Regions from separate parts of the Homo sapiens genome. Here region 2 is linked to region 1. Evidence: read pairs that join two places in POLR2A ChIA-PET (ENCODE). Cell type or tissue: A673. All regions are shown on one strand. Links, peaks and the distances in the headings refer to the core of each region. The heading gives the core; the rest is flanking DNA.

Evidence for each region. Peaks named below come from ENCODE experiments on the same cell type or tissue, not always from the same donor. Only the 100,000 strongest peaks of a DNase experiment are listed, where the experiment ranks them.
Region 2: POLR2A ChIA-PET joins it to region 1 with 12 read pairs; 2 of 35 experiments call an interaction of 5 or more read pairs at or near these places.

The regions. Positions count from the first base shown.
Region 1 is chr6:8,082,491-8,090,490 of GRCh38, reverse strand. It overlaps EEF1E1 (eukaryotic translation elongation factor 1 epsilon 1), which reads left to right. Exons shown (of 4, transcript NM_004280.5): 3 at 210-305. EEF1E1-BLOC1S5 (EEF1E1-BLOC1S5 readthrough (NMD candidate)) reads left to right here. Exons shown (of 7, transcript NR_037618.1): 3 at 210-305. It also overlaps SCARNA27. Among named protein-coding and RNA genes, the nearest start is that of EEF1E1, 16 kb to the left of the region's middle. In A673, for the core only: no CTCF peak of the experiment used is centred there; DNase peaks (open chromatin) are centred at 7,040 and 7,160; H3K27ac peaks cover 2,917 bases.
Region 2 is chr6:8,194,806-8,210,757 of GRCh38, reverse strand. The region is part of intron 2 of LOC105374910 (a long non-coding RNA gene); the gene reads right to left. Among named protein-coding and RNA genes, the nearest start is that of EEF1E1-BLOC1S5, 100 kb to the right of the region's middle. In A673, for the core only: no CTCF peak of the experiment used is centred there; no DNase peak of the experiment used is centred there.

The DNA of each region.
Region 1 (8,000 bases), core at 1-8,000:
AGACTAGTAATGTTTAGCCAATTTTTTTAAAATGAGGTGACTGGCGTATTATTTGTGATTTTGAATGAATATTAATGTCAAAGAGTAAATTTATTAAATGGCAATATTTTGTTTTCTAGTAGCCTAAATCTTTTAAGTCATGATATGATAATTAACTTTATTATTACTGTTTTTTACATTAATATTTATTTGTTTTTTCTTTTTTCTAGGATCTTAATTCATATCTTGAAGATAAAGTCTACCTTACAGGGTATAACTTTACATTAGCAGATATACTATTGTACTATGGACTTCATCGCTTTATAGTGAGTATTTGTATAGTTACTGGCTTTTTTTCTGTAGTGTTGAGAATGATTTTTAAAACTTTGTCTTGAATTTAAATCAGATTTGCATTTTTGGCTTATCAAATAAAAATGAAAGGAATTCCTTTATACAAGGTGCCTTTTGTAACAAACCTGCACGTTGTGCACATGTACCCTAAAACTTAAAGTATAATAATAATAAAATTTAAAAAAACTTTGTCTTGAATTTAAATCAGATTTGCATTTTCAGCTTATCAGATAAAAATGAAAGGAATTCCTTTCAGTTGCTTCCTTTTCCTTGACCTTGATTTTTTTCCTATGCTTCTGCCCTTCTTCAGCAGTGACTTCTCCAGCCACACTTTAGGTTTTGTCATCATCCCCTGGGCCCCATATTCCTACCATTCCACCTCTAGATCTTAACTCCAGTACCCCATCTTCTGTGTAACCACTTGTGATGGTTAATACTGAGCGTCAACTTGATTGTATTGAAGACGCAAAGTATTAATCCTGGGTGTGTCTGTGACGGTGTTGCCAAAGGAGATTAACACTTGAGTCAGTGGGCTGGGGAAGGCAGACCCAACCTTAATCTGGGTGGGCACCATCTGATCAGCTGCCAGCAAACATAAAGCAGGCAGAAAAACATGAAAAGATTAGACTGGCTTAGCCTCCCAGCCTACGTCTTTCTCCCGTGCTGGATGCTTTCTGCCCTCAAACATCAGACTCCCAAGTTCTTCAGTTTTGGAACTCGGACTGGCTCTCCTTGCTCCTCAGCCTGAAGATGGCCTGTTGTGGGACCTTGTGATTGTGTGAGTTAATACTTAATAAACTCCCCTTTATATATTTATGTATTCCATTAATTCTGTCCCTCTAGAGAACCCTGACTAATACACCGCTTATCTTAGCTCTTTTGATCTCTTAGTGTCTAATTTCTGTCTGATGTAATTTGACTCCTCTTTTCCAAATCTGTATACTTTCTTCCCCACCCAACCTGACCCCCTTTTGTGTAACTTCAGCTACGTCCTCTTAGTATCTTCAGCTCCTTTGCTTTACCCTACAGTCACCACCCTTTCCCTGTAAGTTCCCGGCTCTTGGCCAGTCCAAATAAATGTCTTCATTCTTACATCCAAGATCCAAGCTGAGCTCTACTGGAGAAATTACAACACTGTAGATTACTGCCACTAAAAATGTTTACTATCCATTTGCAGCTGGGCTCTCATACTGGCTCAGTTCCTTTTTTTTTTTTCTCCCAGGGATACTTCCAAACCTTTACTTCCTTCCTTAAGCCCCTTCCTTCTCCCTCCTCCTTTATCTTTAGTCCTTATCACCGAGCCTTCCTCCATTATTCGGCTAGAAAAATGGAGGCTGTTCATCTGAATCCCTTCATCTTCCAGCCTGCCTGATTGTGCATCCTTGTCTTATCTTGTCTCCTTTTCCTGGTCTCAGCCTTGCCTTTTTCCTAGGCCAAACCATTTGTATTAGTCCATTTTCACGCTGCTGATAAAGACATACTTGAGACTGGGTAATATATATACAGGAAAAAGGGTTTAATGGACTTAACAGTGGCTGGGGAAGCCTCACAATCATGGTGGAAGGCAAGGAGGAGCAAGTCGGAGCAAGTCATGTCTTACATGGATGGCAGCAGGCAGAGAGGGCTTGTGCAGGGGAACTCCCACTTATAAAACCATCAGATCTCATGAGACTTATTCACTATCACAAGAACAGCACAGGGAAGACCTACCCCCATGATTCAATTACCTCCCACCAGGTTCCTCCTGTGACATGTGGGAATTGTGGAAGTTACATTTCAAAATGAGATGTGGGTGGGTACACAGCCAAACCATATCACCATTCATCTGGCCTCTTACCTGAATCTCCTCTCTGCCTCCTGCCCCTTTTCTGGATCTTGCTCCAGATTGTATTTCCTTTTTTTTCCTTCAATCTTGTCCACTACCTACATGATCAGTCTCTTTATTTTAAATTTGTTCATGAACGATGACATGATACTCACTATGTTCTTGGCACTGTTCTTCATGCTGTACAAATGTTGACTCATTTAATCCTAATAACAGCCATATAGGGTAGGCACTAATAATAGCCCCATTTTACAGATGAGATAACTGAGGCGTAGAGAGGTCAAGTGTTTTCTTTGAGATTGCCCAAGTAAGTGGTGGAACGAGGTCCAGAAACCAGACACTTTGGCCCCAGAATATGTGCTTTGTTATGACCATCTCTCTGCCTACAAGCTTGGCTCAACTCCCCATCACCCCAACACCCATCTTCCCCCTGTGGAAAAAAAAGAACTCATGTGTTTTTGTGCATTGTGCACCTCATGCATCCAGTCAATCAGATCCTGATTTCCAGCTCCTAAATGCCTCTCACATGTGTCTTTTCCTGTGATCCAATGACATTGCCCAAGTTCCAGTATTTAGAATCTTTTGTTCATCTAAAGAGGATGGACTGTAAGAGATGAGCTTGGTGGCCCCTGGAGCAGTCTTTCTCATGACCGTGTCTTTTTCTTTCTCAAAATAATCAACTCAGACAGGCACAGTAGCTCACCCCTGTAATCCCAGCACTTTGGGAGGCCAAGGCGGGCAGATCACTTGAGGTCAGGAGTTTGAGACCAGCCTGGCCAACATGGCGAAACCCCATCTCTACTAAAAATACAAAACTTAGCTGGGCGCGGTGGCTCACGCCTGTAATCCCAGCACTTTGGGAGGCCAAGGCAGGTGGATCACCTGAGGTCAGGAGTTCGAGACCAGCCTGGCCAACATGGTGAAACCCCATCTCTAGTAAAACTACAAAAATCAGCCAGGCGTGGTGGCGCATGCCTGAAATCCCAGCTACTCCAGAGGCTGAGGCAGGAGAATTGCTTGAACCCAGGAGGAAGAGGTTGCCCTGAGCAGAGATCGCACCAAGGCACTCCAGCTTGGGCGACAAGAGTGAAACCCTGTCTTAATTCATCTGACTCCTGCCTCCCTTGCTATCCTCCTTCCCGTCATTCTCTCAGCCACAACATGTGCCCCAGAGCCTGCTGTATGCTGGGCTGTTTCTACCCAGCATCCTTGCATTACTCTTCTCTTTTGTTCCCTGGTCCCAGCCCTTCCCTTCCTCTCCACTTCATTTGCATTTCCCAAGTATCTCTCGGTTCCCACTCATTCCTCGGCTGCATCTCTCTCAGGCGCCTAAACCACATTGAGGTGCTCCTTCCTCTGTGTGTGTTTGTACCTCATGTACACTTCGGGTCTAGCTCATTTCACTCTTACTGTAATTCTTTGAAAATCTCTCTAAATTATAAGCTGTTTGACTCAATGATTGTAGCGACACATATTTGTAACACCATTGTCTGAGGTAATTCCTGGCATGTGTAGGTGGTCACCCCTCCATAAACACTGAATAAATTTTTAAACGTATTTCTCTATGCTTTTCAAGGAGTTTCCTCTATACTTTCTCACTGTACCTCATCACTAAGAAGGAAATAGGACCAGTGTTATTGGCCTTCTTTTACAGAGAAAGAAACTAATGCTTAGGAAACTTGAGTGGTTTAAAGGCACGGCGCTCAGTTTTTGGAAGGGCCAAACTTTCAGATCTTCTGACTGAAGTGTCTTAATGTGTGGGGAAGCTCTTTGTCTTATAAACTGTAAAATACCGTAATAATTGAGGTCTGCGCAGGCCCCAACCTATCCATGGTTTGGGGCTGCTATCTGCCTCATAAAGCAAAGTGGAGGGTTTGTCTTTTGGAAAAACAAAGTCGTTTTCTCCTCTGAAAAAGCCTCCTACATAGTTGGTTTTGCCATTTGCCAAGAATAAGAGGGCACAGATTGAGGCCTCTTGAGTATGGGTTTTCAGTTGAGGTTGAAGAGAGAAGACAGGGATTGTAACCAGAAAATTCAGAATGGAATGCAGTTCCCTCCAGAACTCCTGGGCTTCATGACAGTCATAGAAGTGGATTCCTTTTAGTTTCCCCTCACCCCGCAAACGTACCGTAATAATGCAGGATACAGTTATTAGTTCCCTACTCAAGCTATAATCCCTCAGTTTGAATTTACTTGACTTTATTCTGAATTGTTCCTCAAAGATCCCTCAGTGATTATGTTAAATTCTGTAACATTATTGTAATGGCTTAGAATGATCCTTAATTTAATGTAAAACTATTATGAGTTTTAAATGATTTATTGAGAGCCCACTGTGTATGCCCACTATGCCATACTTGAGAGGGAGACAACAGAAGTATAAAACTATTTTCAGGGGCATATTAATCTTATTGAAGAAATTAGACTGTTTTACATGAAAGCAATTAATGAAGTAGAGAAAATGGAATCCAGTGCTAATCTCTGGTCAGAATATTATGTTATTAATGCATGAGGCAGATAAGTAGAATACAGAATCAGAAAATTGTCAGAAAAATATCTGAAGATTTGGATGGCCTTGGCTGTCTAAGGGAATTTTCATTGTTTTGGAAAGCTTATGATAAGTTTGATTACAAATATTCTTTGTAAATAGGGCGACCACATGATTTCTCATCCAAAACACTTGGCTGTGAAAGGAGGCCTATTAATAATTACATTGGGACAACAGGAGTGAAGTAGAATGAATATTCCCCATACTTACAAAGAATATGATTCAATTTACACAAAATAAGAGACCAAAGAGGATTTGTCTTATTTCTGTTCATCCCCTCTTGGCTTTTAAAACAGTGCCTTGTGCAGCTAAATGCTTATTGAGATTAGCAATATTAAGGCTGGGCATGATGGCTCATGCCTGTAATCCCAGCACTTTGGGAAGCTGAGGCAGGTAGATAGCTTGAGCCCAGGAGTTCAAGACCAGCCTAGGCAACAGGGCAAAACCCGTCTCTATTTAAAAAAAAAAAAAACCATTAACCAGGCGTGGTAGCTCTGTGACTGTAGTCCCAGCTACTTGGGGGAATGAGGTAGGAGGATCTTCTGAGCCCAGGGAGGTCAAGGCCACAGTGAGTCATGATTGCACCACTGCATTCCAGCCTGGGCAACAGAGTGAGACCTGTCTTAAAAAAATAAATAAAAGCAATATTTAACAACTGGTACCTATTTATAGTTCCTATTTCAGATTTTTTATCTCTGTAGTGAAAGTGTAATATAAGTAATGTTATTTAAATGTGGAGAAAGTTTATTGGAGCTGAAGTACATTGATTACCACCTTCTTTTATTCCATGCTAGGTTCAATATGTTTTAGTAGCTTTTCGAATTTAAAATGATCATGAGGCACAACTTACCTCATTTCAAAACAAAAAAAGCCTGCAAGGTAAAGAGGATTTGCTGCTAAGGTATCTAAGCATCTCTCTCCTGGTGGCAGCCTAAACACAGTCTTTGAACTTGAGGGAGTCTGTACTTCATTTTAGTGAGACTGTGCTGCTGTGAGCATGGCTACCCAACAGGGCTCCAAGAACAATTTCTATCTGAAAACCACAATAACAAACTTGTTGGCTTTTTACGAAATATATATTTAAATGTGACATATGGTTTGACATTTAACTTTTTAAGCTTTATATTAGGAAAAATATCATCAGTCGTCCTTTGTGATGACAGCCAGCAGGCTAGTGAACGTCTGTTCAGACCCACAAGATCTTGCTTGCTGTAGCATCGGGCTGTCATTAAGAAGGAGAGTATTTCTACATCTAATTAAAAATAAAAAAGATGATACTGAAGTGTAACTCATAAACCAAGTGTTTAATTAAATTTTCTTTTCCTCTAGCTTATGCAGGTTTTGCAGTAGGGAAAAGAAATACTCGGAAAAGGAGGGAACTTGTTTGGAATTCCTTTGCCAGCAGAATGAATAAGGTCATAATCCTATAGTGCAAAATATTCATAGCACTAGCTGCAAAGTTATTTAATTACGAGTCTAAGTGCACTGGAGGGTACTTGGTTTTTAGGCAGGTTAGAAGTGTTTCATTCAGTACAGCATGTTAAAGTTAGGGTTACATTAATAATATTTAGCATTCTGTATGTGTTTACATTTTGTATTTTGGAATGTATGTCATCTTCATATATAGTGACCAGGATGTTATGATTAAAGATATCCTTATCTTTTTCAAAGTGAAATTGAATAGATTAATATGTAAATCACTGTTGACCATCCTTTTGGGTTCCTATCATGAGTCAAAGTATCTCTCCCACTCTAGTCCAAGTGCAGGCAAAGTAATCAGAGAAATAAACACCTTCTCAAGGAACAGGCCTCACAGACTAAAACCTACACAATGGCAGAATTGCACTGTGGTGTTAAATGACATTCCAGTTAAGTTGGGTACAAATACATACAGATGTGGAATAAATGATTTCTAGGTGTTAAGGTAGGGTGGGTGTGAGGTGCAGATTGGCCACCTGCTGATATTTACCAGGTCTTCGTGCTTTGTTTGCTTTGGCAATATTATTTATTTTTGTCCTCGTGCATTCCTTAATTTGTTTGTTCACGTTATTCAATACGGAATATGTAATCAGCACAGTGTACAAAACAGCAGTCAAGGAACCTTCGAGTCATCAGATAATTCCACTGTATTTTGTTTCATTGTGAGCCCAATTTTAGTCATGGCTGAGTTATTCTAAGATCTGGTCTATCTTAACTCCGTTTGAGGAATATTATGTTGCCTTTCCTTTGTTATACTGCCTGTTAGTGTGGCTGTTTATTATAACACCAGTGACTCACTGCTTTCTTAAAGTGATTTCACTAGGAGATAGTCATCCCTGTGAACAGACTGTTACTCAAGATTATTAAAATCCTTTGTAATATTATGTGCTGCTTGACTGTAAGATTGCTATCAACTGAAATACTTTTGTTCTGAAGTTTGGAGCACCATTGGAGGCATGTGGTTCTTTTATAAGGAAAGGAAAAATAAAAGAATTAACTGCAAAATAGTCCAGGAGCACTGGCCCTAAAGAATGTCCCAAAGGCGGCAACGTGGTGCCAGTTGGAAAGGTAGCAAAGCAGCGTGTCACCCTGATCCGGAACGGTTCACTTAAAGTGTTTCTCACATGACTTCATGGAAAATTAGTGATTCAGAATATTATCTGCTTGGCTTTAAAGTTCAAAGTCATGATAGAGTGCCAATATAAATTAAAAGGAATTATTAGGCAGAAAGAGCCAAGCACCACTATAGACACACTGGCATGCAGATCAACATGAAGCAGGAAATGGCAACTAGAACAATTGCATTGTTTCCTGTTGTAAGAAAGGAAAAAGAACTTGAGCTAGAAAGGGATGGTGGAAAACCAGTGTTGTAAGTGAAATAGTCTGGGAGATCCCATCAGAAATGTTTTTAAAATCTGTAAATTTGGTGAGGGGAGAAATCTGTTCATTTCTTTGTTTACAGTAAGTTTATATAGGGAATGTCTTCCAAAAAAGTAGCAGAGTTAACAAGTCAAGGTCATTCATAATTATCTCAGACTCAAAGGGACAAGTTCCAAAGTTTAAACTGTAAAAAGAGGTGAAAGTGGTAACCGTAACCTCATCCTTTTTGAAAAACTCTGTGAGTTTCTGGCAAAAGTTTCCTGAGGGAAAAATGAATAAATGTACATTCTTAAAATAGATCATCTAAAAATATTGTCAAATGGATCATCTAGTTAAAAATTATTAGAATAGGGGGTTGGGTGCAGTGGCTCATGCCTGTAATCCAGGCACTTTGGGAGACCGAGGCTGGTGGATCACTTGAGGCCAGGAGTTCGAGACCAG
Region 2 (15,952 bases), core at 3,485-11,484, 120 kb before region 1:
GCAAGAGAATTGCTTGAACCTAGGAGGCAGAGGTTGCAGTGAGCTGAGATCACACCACTGCCCTTGAGCCTGGGCGACAGAGTGAGACTCTGCTTCAAAAAACAAACAAACAAAAAAAGGTCTGGACCAGACTACCGCATTATCATTGGAAATTGGCTCAGTAGGAACTGAGCAAAGTGGACATTTTCAACCACACCCTCCCCATCACAGTGATGTGCCTCATGGCATGCGATTCCTTGGAAGAGAGTTAGGAAAAGCTCTAGGTAAAGTTTGGTGGTCCTGGGAACTCTCTTCCATGGAATCTCATGCCCTAGAACTTTGCGTTTGATGAGATTTGATTAGCTTGATGGGTTTGTCTGTCTAATCACAGGATAGTCTTTTCTATCTTTTTCTCTGTTCCCAGCATCAATTCTTATTTAGGGGAAGGAGGTCGGGGAGCAGGTTCATAAACATACATTTCTTGCTTTCTATGCTCAAGGCTGTCTGTTCTTAAACCAACAGTGTCACCTGTCACACAATATCAGAAGGGGAGACAAGCCCTCCTGGCTTTGGCCTAGCCTGATTTCAGCTGCAAGCAAATAAGAGACCAGTATCAGCTCACCTCTATCCCACTAATGCTTTTGAGGATCCATCTCCCCTCAGAATGGGAAGGCCTCCAGTACAAAAATGATAATGCATGGGTGGTACAATCACAGCCAAATGCAAAAGTCATTGCTGAAATACTTTAGTGTACAGTGATATATTTAATCTTTACAAATACACTGTTTAATCCTCTTCTATAGATAAGATGTGAATTATTATCCGTATTTTACATGTGACCCAACTGAGGTTCAGAGAGATGATGGCTTATTCACTCTCATGCTGCCTGTCGGAGCACAGACAGACTGACATTTTCTTATTCCTAACCTAGTGCCCATCCTACTGGATCACAGCTGCCCGGTCACTATTCAGCACATACAGGCACTAAGCAAAGCACAGAACTGGACACTGCAGAGGAAACAAGAACAAAAGTTCCTGCAGCCGCTCAAAATCCAACAAGGAGAAGACTTTCATGGGATGAAAAAATAACTGTGATACCAGTACTAAACATTCGAAAATAGGTAAGAAAAATCAATACAGGCCAATAAAAGCTATGGGACCTGAGGATTCAAACTGAGTAAAAGGGAAGATTTTTTTTTCAACAAACAGTTCTTCACAAATATTTATTGAGCACCTACTGTGTGTCAGGAAATTTTCTCCAAGATTGAAGACCTTGTACTTTTCTTTTCCTGCCTCTCACAGCATTTGGAGAATCTGGGGGTGGGGGAGATATGAAAGAATACACCTGGATGACTTTTTGGGGTCCAGGGAGTGCATAGTTGATGGGACCTTCCTTCCATGAATGGTGGATGATGCTGGGCTGAGACCCAGGACGTCGTGCTCAATTACACATTTGCACATGGCTGTCTCGTGCCCATCCCCCATCGAACAATCCATACCTTGACCATTCATGGGACCAGATTAGGCTTTAGAATCTACCTAATGTACCATGAAATGTGTAGTGTCTCCAGTAATCAAAGCGGCCATGCTGACCCGACCTCCTTGGTAGTCAGGTAGACCTGTCAGGCTCCGCAGCCGTATTCTTCTGCTTTTTATCCTTTCAAGTCACTGTGGGAAAATAAATCTCAGTGCAACTCCTTCCAGCTCATCAGTCTTCCCAGTTCACCCATCCACATCCACATCCTTTATTTTTCTGTTTTCCTGAAGCAGTTTCTCCTACATCCCAATCGGAGCCTGCCCCCAACCAGGGTAGCTGAAAAGGTGATCCCAAAAAGGATTTGGGGTGTTATTTTCTTCAGAGGAATTGTGTTTTTTTAAAAACATGTTTTATTTGTTGCTAATTTGAGCGATAGTATTTGCCACAGACAAAGTTGCATGCTTAACACTGGGCCCCGAGCTGACCCTAAGTGGTTTTAAATCTAACTCAATTAAGCAATATCACATTTAACTAATTAATTAGCAAAGGCTGTGTGCTTACTGTATGCCAGAAGTTGCATATAGAAAAATAATTGATCTCATTTATTACATGATCATTTTTCAAGGAAGTTATTGTTAAATCCATTTGAATGAAATAGATAACTGAGATTGAAAGAGGTTAAGACATTTGCCTTAGTCTCATACCTTTGTTTCATACACACTTCCATCACCTCCACGTAGACCCTCTGTTCTGTCAGGCTGTTCTCCTCATTAAGCCATCCATTTCACAATGTCCTTGACCTTTGAGTCCTGTGGTCCATCACCCTGGCTTGGAATATCCTCATGAATGCCCGTTCACACCCCACTTACCCTTTGTAGTCAAGAAAGCTCCTAAATCCTGTTGAACTTTTCTTGACCACTCTAGTCTAGTCCACAAAGTTCTCCCTCTCTTCTGAACTCTTCCACAGCAGCCAATAGGGAGCCTCTGTGCCATTTCTTTAAAGGATTGTATTTGAGAACTTTGGTGATTAGTTCCATATCCTATATTTTGTACCATTCATAGTGTTGTACACATAGTAGATGATCAATAAACACTTGACCAACTGACGGATTGACTGTTTCTAAACCAGTCTCCTGCACTGTTGGAGATCTTAGAAAGATAAAGGAGGTCCTATAAATGTTTATTTTTCAATAAATCTATTTTTATATTCTTCTGATGGAAGGTAGGAAATTAATCTCCTTTTTGCATACTATCTTTTGCCACACTCTTTTTAAAAGTCTCAATTCTAGATTATACTCTTTTTTATCCCATCAGCAAAAATTTAACCATTTTCATTTCTTGGACCAAATGCAAAATGTGAACTTAGTGACTCCAATTAATTATAGGGAGTTCTTACTAACCAAATCAGGGATTCTCTGTCCAAGAACGAAAAGCTGATGAAGGTCTTAAAATCCACCAACAGCTCCGCCACTTCTTACACTGCCCCATTCGTAGCTACAATCAGAACTGAGTTGCCTTTGTTCCCCTAGAAATGATCAGCTGACACCCATCAGATCCGCTGATGTACACACAGGGTTAGGTCGACCAGGGCCCGAAGATTTCTGCATGCCACTCTTTGTGCAGCCTAACGATACATGATTTTAAAGTTCTTAACCCACCTCTCCTCCCTGCCCCCCAGAACTAATCTATATGCTAATTTGCACTTGATAATGCTGCCCCACAATATGGTAATTGCTGTAATGTTTTCCAGGGAGAAAAAAAAAAAGTAGAAATTGAGCTACAGCTTCAGCGCTGATGCCTGCGCAGTCACAAGACGCTCTGCACAGACGGGGTATCAAGCCAGAGCCCACGTCCAGCAATTGGCCACACTGAGGTCAGAATGAAATCATTCTGGAAAAACTGGAAATGCTCTCCTAGGCCACACTATTTTGAAATGATCCTCAGAAGCGTGATAAGTATCAGAGGCGGCAAGCTGTAGCCGCCTGAGTTAAACCTAGCTGCGTTCCCTCATCTGTGTGTTAGGGCCTTAAGATTTACAGAAAATCTCAAACCACTGATTTGACAGTGCAACCTTTAAAACACGGCCAAGCCTTCCAGGGCTTCTGGCTTCTCCATATCACCTTTATGTGCATGAAGGTACTTTCCTTTTTGCCTATTTCCCTACATATGCTCTCAATGCTATTAAGATATCAAATGCAGGAATGACAACAAGAGAGTCCTAATTAAACAGCAGCAGCGTGTGCCCTCGAAGGAACAGCCTGAACCCAAATAAGTGGAGCTTGGGACCGGAAAGGGGGAAAAAGACAATGGGGGCTTTGAAATCAGCTGGGTTTAACGCAACGGGTCTGTTGTGTGTATTTAAAAGGCCAGATGACACGAAGGGCTCTCCGTGCTGTTAGGACAGAGACCAAGCTCTGGATTCACCAAGACAGATGGGTAATAGTCACTGAGTCCTGTGACCAGAATCCAATTGTAATTGGCCTCAGAGATCACTTATGGCAATCAGGGAAGTAATAGGCTTCTGAATAATTATGAATAATTAGGCACATTTATGAATAATTACACCGATAATAACTATCTAATTCACTCCATTTTAAAATAGTAATTCAGTCATTATGGATTGGGTGCTCACTCCCTTCATCCTGCCTCTGCATATTCATGGCCTAATCCATCCTCCAATCTTACAATGACTGGAGTCCCTCTCCAGGTCAGCACTGGACTCACCTTGGGGACAAAGGACCATCCTGGTCCTCGGGGTTGGAGTTTCCTATCCCTTTGATTAATTTGAGAGGACTCTGGGCAGTAGAGAGATCAGAAAGGATATAAGAAAATATTTTCCTAAAACATCGAAGCTTTGCCATCTTGTGACTCATTTATCAATATGCAAATGACTTCAAAGTAATGTCCACGAGCTCTTTGCTCTTTTCAATACTGATGATAAAAAGAAGCAGCTGCTTGCACATGTCATTGTAGAGAATACCAGTGCATTAGACAAGGGCAGTCTTTTTATAGCATTTCTGATCGAGTACTAGTCTGCTTAGAAAATCAGGAGTCCTGGCTGAGTGCGGTGGCTCACACCTGTAATCCCAGCACTTTGGGAGGCCAAGATGGGCAGATTGCCTGAGCCCAGGAGTTTGAGACAAACCTGGGCAACAAAGGGAGACCTTGTCTCTACAAAAAATAATAAATAACAAAAATTAGCCAGGCGTGGTGGCGTGCACCTGCAGACCCAGCTAGCTACTTGGGATGCTGAGGTGGGAGAGTCACTGGAGCCCAGGAGGTTGAGGCTGAAGTGAGTCAAGATCGCACCACTACACACTCCAGCCTGGGCAACAGAGCAAGACTCTGTCAAAAAAAGAAAGGAAGAAAGGAAGGAATGAAGGAAGGAAGGAAGTCAGAAGCCCCGATTTGAAGATGGAATCTTAAAATGATGTGTCCTCAGGCTTCAGACATAATATGTCCTCGCCCTGTGGCCATATTCTTTCCTCCCCCATATTCTCTCCTTTTCTTTTATTTCTGTTCCTCCCCCTTTTCTTTCCCTCCCCCCTCCACCATCGTTTGCCTACTTCTCTATCACTTTCATATCTCTTCCTGTTATATTCCAACAACGACAATCAAAAGTTAGCTTATATTTTTCTGATTCCAAACATACTGTCTGTGAACTCAAAAAAATTTAAAAACATCGGGATGAGAAATTTTTTTAAAAAGTTAAAAATCAATAATCTCAGCACCAGAGAGAAGCAATATTAACTTAATACAGTATTTTAAGGTGTTTTCTAAACATACTTTACACAACTGAGATTGCAAAAACAATTTTGCATCTTGACATTTCCCTGAACCTTATAGAATCAGCATTTTCCTTATTGTTAAAAACTCATGTTTGATGGTAAAATCATAAAATATGAAAGTATACATGATCATTAATTCCCTAAACTTTGGCAACTCAATATTTCCCATTTGTGCTATTTTGCCATGCTCTTTTGTGGGGCAGTCTTCTTTTGTTCTTATATCTCGCCACATTCTTTCCTGTTCCTTTCTCTTCCTCTTAAATTAAGACTTGGGTATAAGGAGGTATGCTGCCCCTGAATTAAGACAGGGGAATAACGTGACTGGTTTAGTGCACAGGAAGGCTTACCACACACAATCTTTTCAGGTACAAGCAACATTAATATCCCGCAGTTTAACTATCAACAAAATCTTTTATGCAGAATTAACCATAACAGAATTCCATCTTGGACCCAACCCAAGGGGGCTCAGTAACTGAAATACATTATGATGCATCCTTTCCTGAGGCTTGATTACAGGAAAATTGAGACATAAATGGCATCCTATTGAGCTTCTGGAATACTAGTTTCCAAATAATTATCAATGGATCCCATACATGAGAATTGCCCAGGGAGCTTTTTAAAAATGTGTCTTCCCGGACTGCACCAAGTGATATTTTGATTTAAGAGATCAGGAGGGAGGATCAGGCTGGGCAGGAAAGAAGGCAGCAGATATGCAGTCTCATGTCTGCCATGCCAAGAATCCTGCATGTAATTTACCGAGGAGCAATATGGTCTGATGAGTGGCATGGTCAGACAGACAAAGGAGAATGAAGACTCCCATGCAAGTGACTGGCAGACACTGGCTGATCATGAGAAAGGACACCATGTGGTATGAAGACAGGGCTGGAAGTATGTGGATCAGTTAAGAAATTGTGGTAACCCAGAAATCTAGTTTACAAATGATGAGAACATGAAATGAGGCAGTACCGTAGGGGAGTGGAGAAGCACATTGATATGAAAGCTGTATATGGTAGAGTTAATAAACTCATGTGAATGTTGGATGTGAGAACTAAAAGTCAAAATCAGGATGACCCCCAGTTACCTGACTAGAATGAAATCCAGGGGAGCAGCAGCTGGATTTGGTGCAATATGGTGGGAGGAGGAAGGGTGATATATGATAGGTGGCCATGATGAATTCAGTTGGAAATGATTTATCCAAAAGAGGAAAAATTCTCTCTTATCACAAGGTCAGGAGTTCAAGACCAGCCTGGCCAACACGGTGAAACCCCGTCTCTACTAAAGATACAAAAAAATTAGCCAGGCGTGGTGGCAAGTGCCTGTAATCCCAGCTACTTGGGAGGCTGAGGTGGGAGAATCGCTTGAACCCGGGAGGTGGAGGTTGCAGTGAGCCGAGATAAGGCCATTGCACTCCAGCCTAGGTGACAGGGTGAGACTCCGTCTCAAAAAAACAAAAAAAAAGAGGAAAAGTTTTGCTTTGCTTTCTTCCCCTCATATGGATATTTGTATATGATGCAGTGCAATAGCACCCCAGAGAAAGTGAAGCCTTCTTAGGCTGTTGGCCTTTTATGGGGAGCACAATAGAGAGAGGCTCTCATAGTACAGATACCTTCTCTCATCTGTTCACTGTATGCTCTGGAGGGGGGCGATCAAATAATTTCTGTGGGATTTGTTTCCCCAGGTAACCTGAGGACAGAAAAAGCCACACATCTAATCCAGCGGGATGCTGGTTGTAGGTCTTTGCAAGTTCTCTCTCCTGGCATGTTCAGACATCTGCAGTTCCTTGCACTCAACAGCTCTAACTAGATCTGATGTCACAATCTCCAAGTCCCAGTAGGATTTCCTGCAGACTTTGAGGAGACTTGACATCCAGAGGAAGATTTACCACCAAATCCCAAAAATAAAGCCCAGGGGCTGCTCCTTGGGACATTTTAATCTAAGAGTTGGAAGAATCGAACATTTTACTGAAAGAATATGGACAGACTAATTTTTTTTTTTTTTTTTTTAGATGGAGTCTTGTTCTGTCACCAGGCTGGAGTGTAGTGGCATGATCTCACCTCACTGCAACCCGACTCCCTGGTTCAAGCGATTCTCCTACCTCAGCCTCCTGAGTAGCTGTGATCACAGGCACGTGCCACCATGCCCGGCTAATTTTTTGTATTTGTAGTAGAGACTGGGTTTCACCATGTTAGCCAGGGTGGTCTCAATCTCCTGACCTCGTGATCCACCCACGTCGGCCTCCCAAAGCGCTGGGATTACAGGCGTGAGCCACCGCACCCGGCCCAGACTAACTTTAAAAAGAGAGTTAACCAGTGTTTGGGTTTGTCTGGGGGCAGTGTGGGGTTGAGGTTCATTTTTGTTTTTATTTGGGCATTTTATCTCTAAGGCACTGGCTAATTTCCTACTCTAAAAAAGAAACCCCTGAATATTTCAAAGGAAAGGGAAAATAACAAGAGGAAATTCAAGGAGAATTTCTCAGTGGATTTTACTGTATCTCAATTCCCAGTATATTTTCTAGGTGAGCTAAATGGAAGAGACTAAGAAATACATCTTGAAATTATAAAGTTATTAAGAATCATGATTATAAAGATTATTCAGCAACCTAGGAACATGTCCCGGAAAAAAAAAAAAAAAAAAAAAAAAAGCAAGCTATTCAGGTAGAGATTCAATGATTGCAACTATAATTTTAAAGCATAGAAAAAGGAATGGGAAGAAACATCAACAATGTTCCTGTTAGATTCATGATCATACATTTTCCTTTCATCTATTCTACATTTTGTTTTATAACACGGTCATGGTTTTTTTAAAAAGTGCTTTGGTCAGATGAGGAGAAACTAAGAGGAGGAGGGGGAACCCGGAAAGGTCAAGGGTCTTGCCCAAGGTCATAGTATAACCCGGTGGAAAGAGCTAAAAGTAGAACACATAATTTGTCATGAGAATCACAGTCTCCCTTGAGCCAGCAATGGGAAAAATGCAGCCTCACCAGGCCAGACTCAGTTTTCCTAACTCAGCTATCACCTTTGATGGAAATGGAAGCCCCCTGTTTGGAAAAGCAGAAATGAGGACCCTTTCCAGAGTAGTCCCAGGGAACAGAAGGTCGAGCCGTGAGAACAGCTCCATTTTTTTCTTAGCAAAGGGGACTGCACTCACCAAGGGAGCTGCCACCCCCTTGGTGGCAGCCTGGGTCTGTTGTCGCAGCAGGTCCCCCTCCTCCTTTCTTGCCCCATTCTCCCCAACCCAGCAAACAGGGGCCATGACCACGTTGTTGTTCTTGTTATAAGGTATTTGGACAAAGCTTCTGCTGCTGTCCAGCAACCCCCGCCCCCTCTGCCCCCAGCTAAATCCAAATGATTGATAAGGGGAATACTTTGAAATTTTGAGATGGGGGTGCTGGTGGGCAGAAGGAAAGAGAACACGCTTCAGACAAAGAGCAAGACAGAGTGGGTGGCGTTGAAGCATGGGGGACATTAGAACCTGTCAAGGCTGGAGAATGATTCATTGAGGTAATGATGATAAACACTTCATCTCTGAGCATCTATGTGCATTTTACCTAACAATCTCAAGCGTCCATACTTGAAGAAAGGCTCAGAATAAGTCATACGAACACACCCAAATGGGAATCCCTTAGGAATGGGATCTGAATTGTAAATGCCTGCCTGAATTTCACACATCAAATTACAATAAACAGAATGATATTTTAAGCAGCTTGGTACTTAAAGGGCACCATGCGGAGTCCTGAGGATTTTCTTTTACTCTAGAATTCCAGTCTGTGCCAGTTGGAGCTTTGCATATCTCTCGCTCACTTGGACATTTCTGGTTGTGGATTCTAAAGTGAAACAGAGGTTTCTCATCAATAGCCAAGTCCTTCTCTTGCCACAACATAGTTCCTGTAAAGCCAGGTGCCTCCGCAATAGAAGATAATGCCTGTGAGATTGAATACACATGGACAATAGCCAGATCATATACAAAAATAGAACTCCAACCCACGACCTGCAGCAACTAGCCAAGGAAACCAATCCCTTATCTATAGTAACCAATCCAGGAAGCCAGCCCACTGTCCATCTACAAGTCAGACCATTACCTCTAGCAACCAGTTCAGGAAGTCAAGCAATAACATCCATAACAATTGGCCCAAAATGTCCAGGACTTCATTAATTGTCCCCTGAAAAATTAATCTCTAACTTTTGCTCCCACTTCCAACTTAGGACCAACCAGAGAAAGTCAAATATGTCCTCTTAACTAATCACATGGGATGTCTGTGTTTCCATCCATTCACGTTGCTATAACAAAAGACTTTAGACTGGGTAATTTACAATAGCAGAAATTTATTTCTCACAGTTCCAGAGGCTGGGAAGTCCAAGATCAAGGGGCCAGCAGACCTGCTGTCTGGTGAGGACTTGCTCTCAGCTTCAAAGATGGTGCCCTGTGGCTGTGTCCTCCCCTGGCGGAAGGCAGAAGGATGCACTCACTCCCCCCAACAACCTCTTTTATAAGGGCACTGATCCCATTCATGAGGGTTCCACCTTCACTACCTAATCGCCTCCTAAAGGCCCTACCTCTAAATACTATCACACTGGCAATTAAGTTTCAACAGATAAATTTGGGGGAGACACATTCATACCACACACCCTGCTTCTAGTGAGCTGTCTCCAGTTTCCTCAATCAGCACGCGCCTGAAGCCTTTGCTCTGCTCCACTCTGAGGCTTCTCCACTCCTCTGTCTGCATGTGAGTTGCTAACAAAGCACAAGTAATGTTGACCAATTCCCTTGTTATGACAAGTTCTGAATAAGTAACCATTGCCTCTTCTCATTTGGTTGGTCTTCGCTTATTTCCACATGCCTCAGACTTGCACTTCCAGAAAGTTTTAATGAGAAAAAGTCCATCAAATCAGTCCTTAAGGAGTCCGAGGACATACTGCAGGCCTGAACCTGCAACTCCAGTAGCTTGAGTCAGAATATGGCCTATAGTGACCACCCAAGTCACTGCAGTGTTTTTCTTCTGTATTTTTCACTTTAGCCATTGGCTTAGCCATGGAAAAACGTACATATGGGAACACTCTCAGGAAGTAGCTTTATATCATTCTCTGAAATAGGAATTGAAATAAGCCAAGTCTGGCTCAACTAACAGCTTGAAATAATCAGATTCTTAGCTATAAGCTTTTATGATCCGCATCAAGCATATTAAAGAGAATTCTGGTACAGAGAATAATAAAACTAATCTTACATATTGTGATTTTTAAGGGTAATAGGAATGCTACTATGAGCCTCAACTTATGCCCTCCACTGACCTGTCATCAGGCCTAAATTTTCTTCATTAGAGACTAATTTCTTTGAGTAAAGCACTCCTCAGAGTCACTACAACCAAAAGACTAAATGCACACCAGAATCACTTGAAAAGTTTTAATGAATAAGGGCTTCCTACACCAGACCTATTTCCTTTCCCAGGGTATGGTCTCAGAAATTCTCTCTTTTTTTAATTGATAAATACAAATTATATCTATTTATGGTGCACCAAATGTTTGTTGAAAACTGTATGTTTGAAAGATGTATACATTGTGAAATGGCTAAATCAAGCTAATTAACATATGCATTACCTCACATACCATTTTTTGTGGTTAGAATACTTAAAATCTCTCTCCTCCCAGTTTTCAAGTGCACAATACATTGTTACCAATTACAGAAACAATAGATCTCTTCAACTTATTCTTTGTGTCTAGCCAAAATTGTGTATCCTTTGACCAACATATCCCCACCCCAAACCCAGTAACCATTCTATTCTCTGCTTCCATTTCAACTTTTTGAGATTCTACATATAAGTGAGATCATGTGTTATTTGTCTTTCTGTGCCTGGCTTATTTCACTTAGCATAATGTCCTCCAGGCTCATCCATGTTGTTACAAAAGACAGGATTTCCTCCTTTCTTAAGGCTGAATAGTATTTCATTGTGTATATACGCCAGTTTTTTTAATCCATTTACCCGTTGACAGACACTTAGGTTAATTATACAGTAGTCCATCCTTATCCATGGCTTCACTTTTCATGGTTTACCTGTGGTCTACCACTGTCTGAAAATATAAAATGGAAAATCTCAGAAATAAAACAATTCGTAAGTTATCAATTGTGCACCGATCTAAGTAGTGGGCACTGTCACCTCTCAAAAGACCCTTGCTCGGCCAGGTGCGGTGGCTCACACCTATAATCCCAGCACTTTGGGAGGCCGAGGCGGGCTGATCACAAGGTCAGGAGATTGAGACCATCCTGGCCAACATGGTGAAACCCCATCTCTACTAAAAATACAAAAATTAGCCAGGCGTGGTGGCATGCACCTGAAAGCCAAGCTAATCAGTAGGCTGAAGCAGGAGAATCACTTGCACCTGGGAAGTGGGCATTGCAGCGAGTCGAGACTGCATCACTGCACTCCAGCCTGGGTGACAGAGTGAGACTCTGTCTAAATAAATAAATAAATAAAATTAAGCATTATTTACTATTATTATCTATAGGTTTCACTCACTACTCAGAATTGAATTATAATTTCTCTCCGCTATATATCTGTTGGTTTGCCTGATGACACACAGAATATAAGAAACTTAAAATGATCCAGCCTAACAATTCAAAATTACAAAGATATGGAACCAACCTAAGCGCCCGTTGACCAATGAGTAGATAAAGAATGTGGTATACCAACTTCAAATTATACTGCAAGGCTAAAATTACCAAAACATGGTACTGGTATAAAAATAGGCACACAGATCAATGGAACAGAATAGAGAACACAGGAATAAAGCCAAATACTTACAGCCAATTATCTTTGATAAAGCATGCAAAAATATAAATTGGGGAAAGGACACCCTATTCAATAAATAGTGCTGGGACAACTGGCTAGCCACATGTAGAAGAATGAACATGGATCCCCATCTCCTCAACTTATACAAAAATCAACTCAAGATGAATCAAAGACTTAAATCTAAAACCTGAAACCATGAAAATTCTAGACGATAACATCAGAAAAACTCTTCTGGGCATTGGCTTAAGCAAAGAATTTATGACTAAGATCCCAAAAGCAAATGCAACAACAACAAAAATAAATAAATTGGGCCTAATGAAACAGCTTCTGTGCAGCAAAAGAAATAATCAGCAGAGTAAACAGACACCCCACAAAGTGGAAGAAAATGTTTGAAACCTATGTATCCAACAAAGGACTAGTATCCAAAATCTGCAAGGAACTCAAACAAATCAGCGAGAAAAACAAAAATAATCCCATCAAAAAGTAGGCAAAGGACATGAATGGACACTTCTCAAAAGAAGATGTACAAACAGCCAACAAACATATGAAGAAATGCTCAACATCACTTCATCAGGGAAATACAAATCATGGCCACAATGAGATACCACCTGACTCCTGCAAGAATGGCCATAATTAAAAAGTCAAAAAACAATAAATGTTTGCTTGAATGTGGTGAAAAGGGAATGGTGTTACACTGCTGGTGGGAATGTAAACTAGTACAACCACTATGGAAAACAATATGGATATTCCTTAAAGAACTAAAAGTAGAACTAGCATTTGATCCAGCAATCCCACTACTGGGTATCTACCCAAAGGAAAATAAGTCATTTTATGAAAAAGACACATGTGCATGCATGTTTATGGCAGCACAATTTGCACAAACAAAGATATAAAACCAATCTAAGTGCCCATCAACCAGAAAGTGGATAAAGGAAATGTGGTATATATACACCATGGAATACTACTTAGCCATTAAAAGGAAGGAAATAATGCCTTTTGCAGCAACTTGGATGGAGCTGGAGGCCATTATTCTAAGTGAAATAACTCAGGAATGGAAAACCAAATACCATATGTTCTCACTTATATGTGGGAGCTAAGCTATAAGGACACAAAGGCATAAGAATGATATAATGGACTTTGGGGACTTGGATGGGGGGTGATGGATAAAAGACTACATATTGGGTACAGTGTACACTGCTTGGGTAATGGGTGTACTAAGATCTCAGAAATCATCGCTAAAAAACTTATATATGTAACCACAAATCACCCGTACCCCAAAAACTATTAAAATATAATTTAAAAATTAAAATCAAAAAAAGAAAAAGGAAAAAAAGAAAGTTTATGTATATATAATATATAGTATATATATAGCATATGTTGTATCTATATATATATTGTGTGTGTGTGTATACATATATATATATAGTGGGTCTATATACACACTATGGAATACTACTCAGCCATAAAAAAGAATAAAATAATGGCCTTTTGCAGGAACTTGGATGGAGTTGAGGCCATTATTCTAAGTGAAGTAACTCAAGAATGGAAAACCAAATACCATATGTTCTTACTTATAAGTGGGAGCTAAGCTTTGGAGCATACAGAGCAGTACAGTGGACTTTGAAGACTAAGAAGAGGGGACAGGTAGGAGAGGAGCAAGGCATAAAAAACTACATATTGGGTATAATGGACACTATTCAGGTGATCAGTACACTAAAATCTCAGACTTCACCACTATACAACACATCCATGTAACCAAAAACCACTTGTACCCTAAAAGTTATTGAAATTTAAAAAAATTTAAATTATGCAGCCTAGTCAAGTGTTGATTAATTGAATATTGCAGTGAAGTAATACATACATCGAGGGTCAGTATATATAAACATATAAGAATTACAGTATACTATAATATACATATCATTCAAGCTACACTGCCAAAACATAACTTTTCTTTGATAATTCAAGAATTCAGGATTTTTGAATGCCTTATGATCATTATTTTGAACACTTATTTTACGGATTGCATTGTTTTCCTGTGATAGAGATTTCTAGAGAAAAATACTGAATAACAGACAGCTTTCATATAGGAGTAATAGTAGTAATGATATTGATCATAATATTCAATAATATCATGAGTGCTGACTACATGCCAAGCATATAACTCATCCTTGCCTTACAATCATTTTAACAGACTCTTCTGATACCCTTTTGTGCTTCAATGCAGATTTCAAGAGACCAGAAGACCAGCCCAGGTCAAACAGCCAATAAAAGGCAGACATAGGAATTTGAACTCTGACCTATCTTCCCCCAAGCTCTTTTGTTAAAAGCTCTCGGGCTTCCACAGCAAGGTTCAACCTACAAAGAACTAAAAATGAGAAAAGAAATATTGTATTGATGAGCAAGTAAAAAACAGCCCATTTTATAGGAGAAAAATTGCAAGGCTAAAATTTCATTTAAAAAAATTTTTAAAGAAAAAACAGCTAAAATAAAGTCAAATTTTAATTGAAATGATACTTAAAAAGTGTTTTATAATCTATTAAAGACCTTACAAATAACATATTACATAGTCTACTTTAAACGGATATGGAATGTGTAACCTTATTTTTTGTTTTAAAGTGGTATTTGAAATAGCGTTAAGCACCCTGCAAGTTCATATTTCTAATGTAATGGCTACATTTCATCTCACTGTTACTTTTATCTTCCTATCTCCAGAGGCTGATGGAAAAAGACGTATTAAATGTGATAGGATCAGTAGAATTTTGAGTAATGTCAAATAAAATGCCTTACGTGTTGTTGCTGTTTTGATTGTATGACATCTTATAGACTTTGTTCTCTGCCAGAATGATCAATCTGTCACTTGAGTTATTTGACTATTGATTCATTTTCAGAAATGTGTTGACATAAGTCTTACTGTGAAAAGAAAAGCAGCTCCCCTGTCTCCTGATACCAGATTCTGAGTCTCGGGTCTTTGGCTTTTTGCATGATTAATGTTGTTCTGAACCTAAAGAATCAATAAACATTTTCTGAAGCAGAGATATCTACATCCCTAAAGAGGGTTGCCTATTTAGTTTCCTACTCAATCTACAAAATGCATTACCTTGTAATGAAAGGATCAGGCCTGGCTGGTTGATGTGAATCAGGAAGTCTGTTCCAGTGTATTCTTTTCAATGTGAAAAGTCCTACATTTAGGAGTACACCAAATAGCCCCCCACGGTGGCCTGGAAGAGTAACTACATTTACACATTCCCAAATGACCCAAGTTAAATGTTGGGAGGATTTCATCCTTTGAGGACTCTATGTTGAATGCTGCTGCTAATTGTCTTCTTAAGAGAAGAAAACTGAAAGAAGCGTGCACACACATACACTTTATATAGAATTCTCTGGAACAGACAGCATCATCCTTAAGGGCTTAGAGATCCACCCTGTTCTAGAAACATCATTCACTAAGGTTGAGAAAAACTTGCTTCCCCCTCCTGAAGACATGTAGTTTGGCTCTTCTGCCTCTTTGGGAGAGAGATATGGCCTAGCTGTATATAAACACAGATGTGTCACCCACACAAGAGCCCAGGAAAGAAAACAAAGGACTCAAAGCAGTTGATACGGAAAAGACAAGAGAGGAATCTCTTTGGAATCCTCTCTTCTTCCACACATTACATAGAATTGTCCTCAAGGATAATAAAGCCACAACTTCAATCCTTTTCAAGGTTAGAGCTCCTTTCCAAGTAAAGCAAATGAAATAATGTGAAGGCAAGATTTAATTGTGTGAAGGTAAAACAGGAATTCAAGGCAAATATCAGGTATTATTGACTCCCCTCTGCCTCTGACAGCTACACACATTCAATCACACTCCTTCGGTGCCAAGGAGCGTGACAAGGCAGTCCAGCCATGAGTAAAACCTGACACGGATCCACTGTTTCAGTCTATATC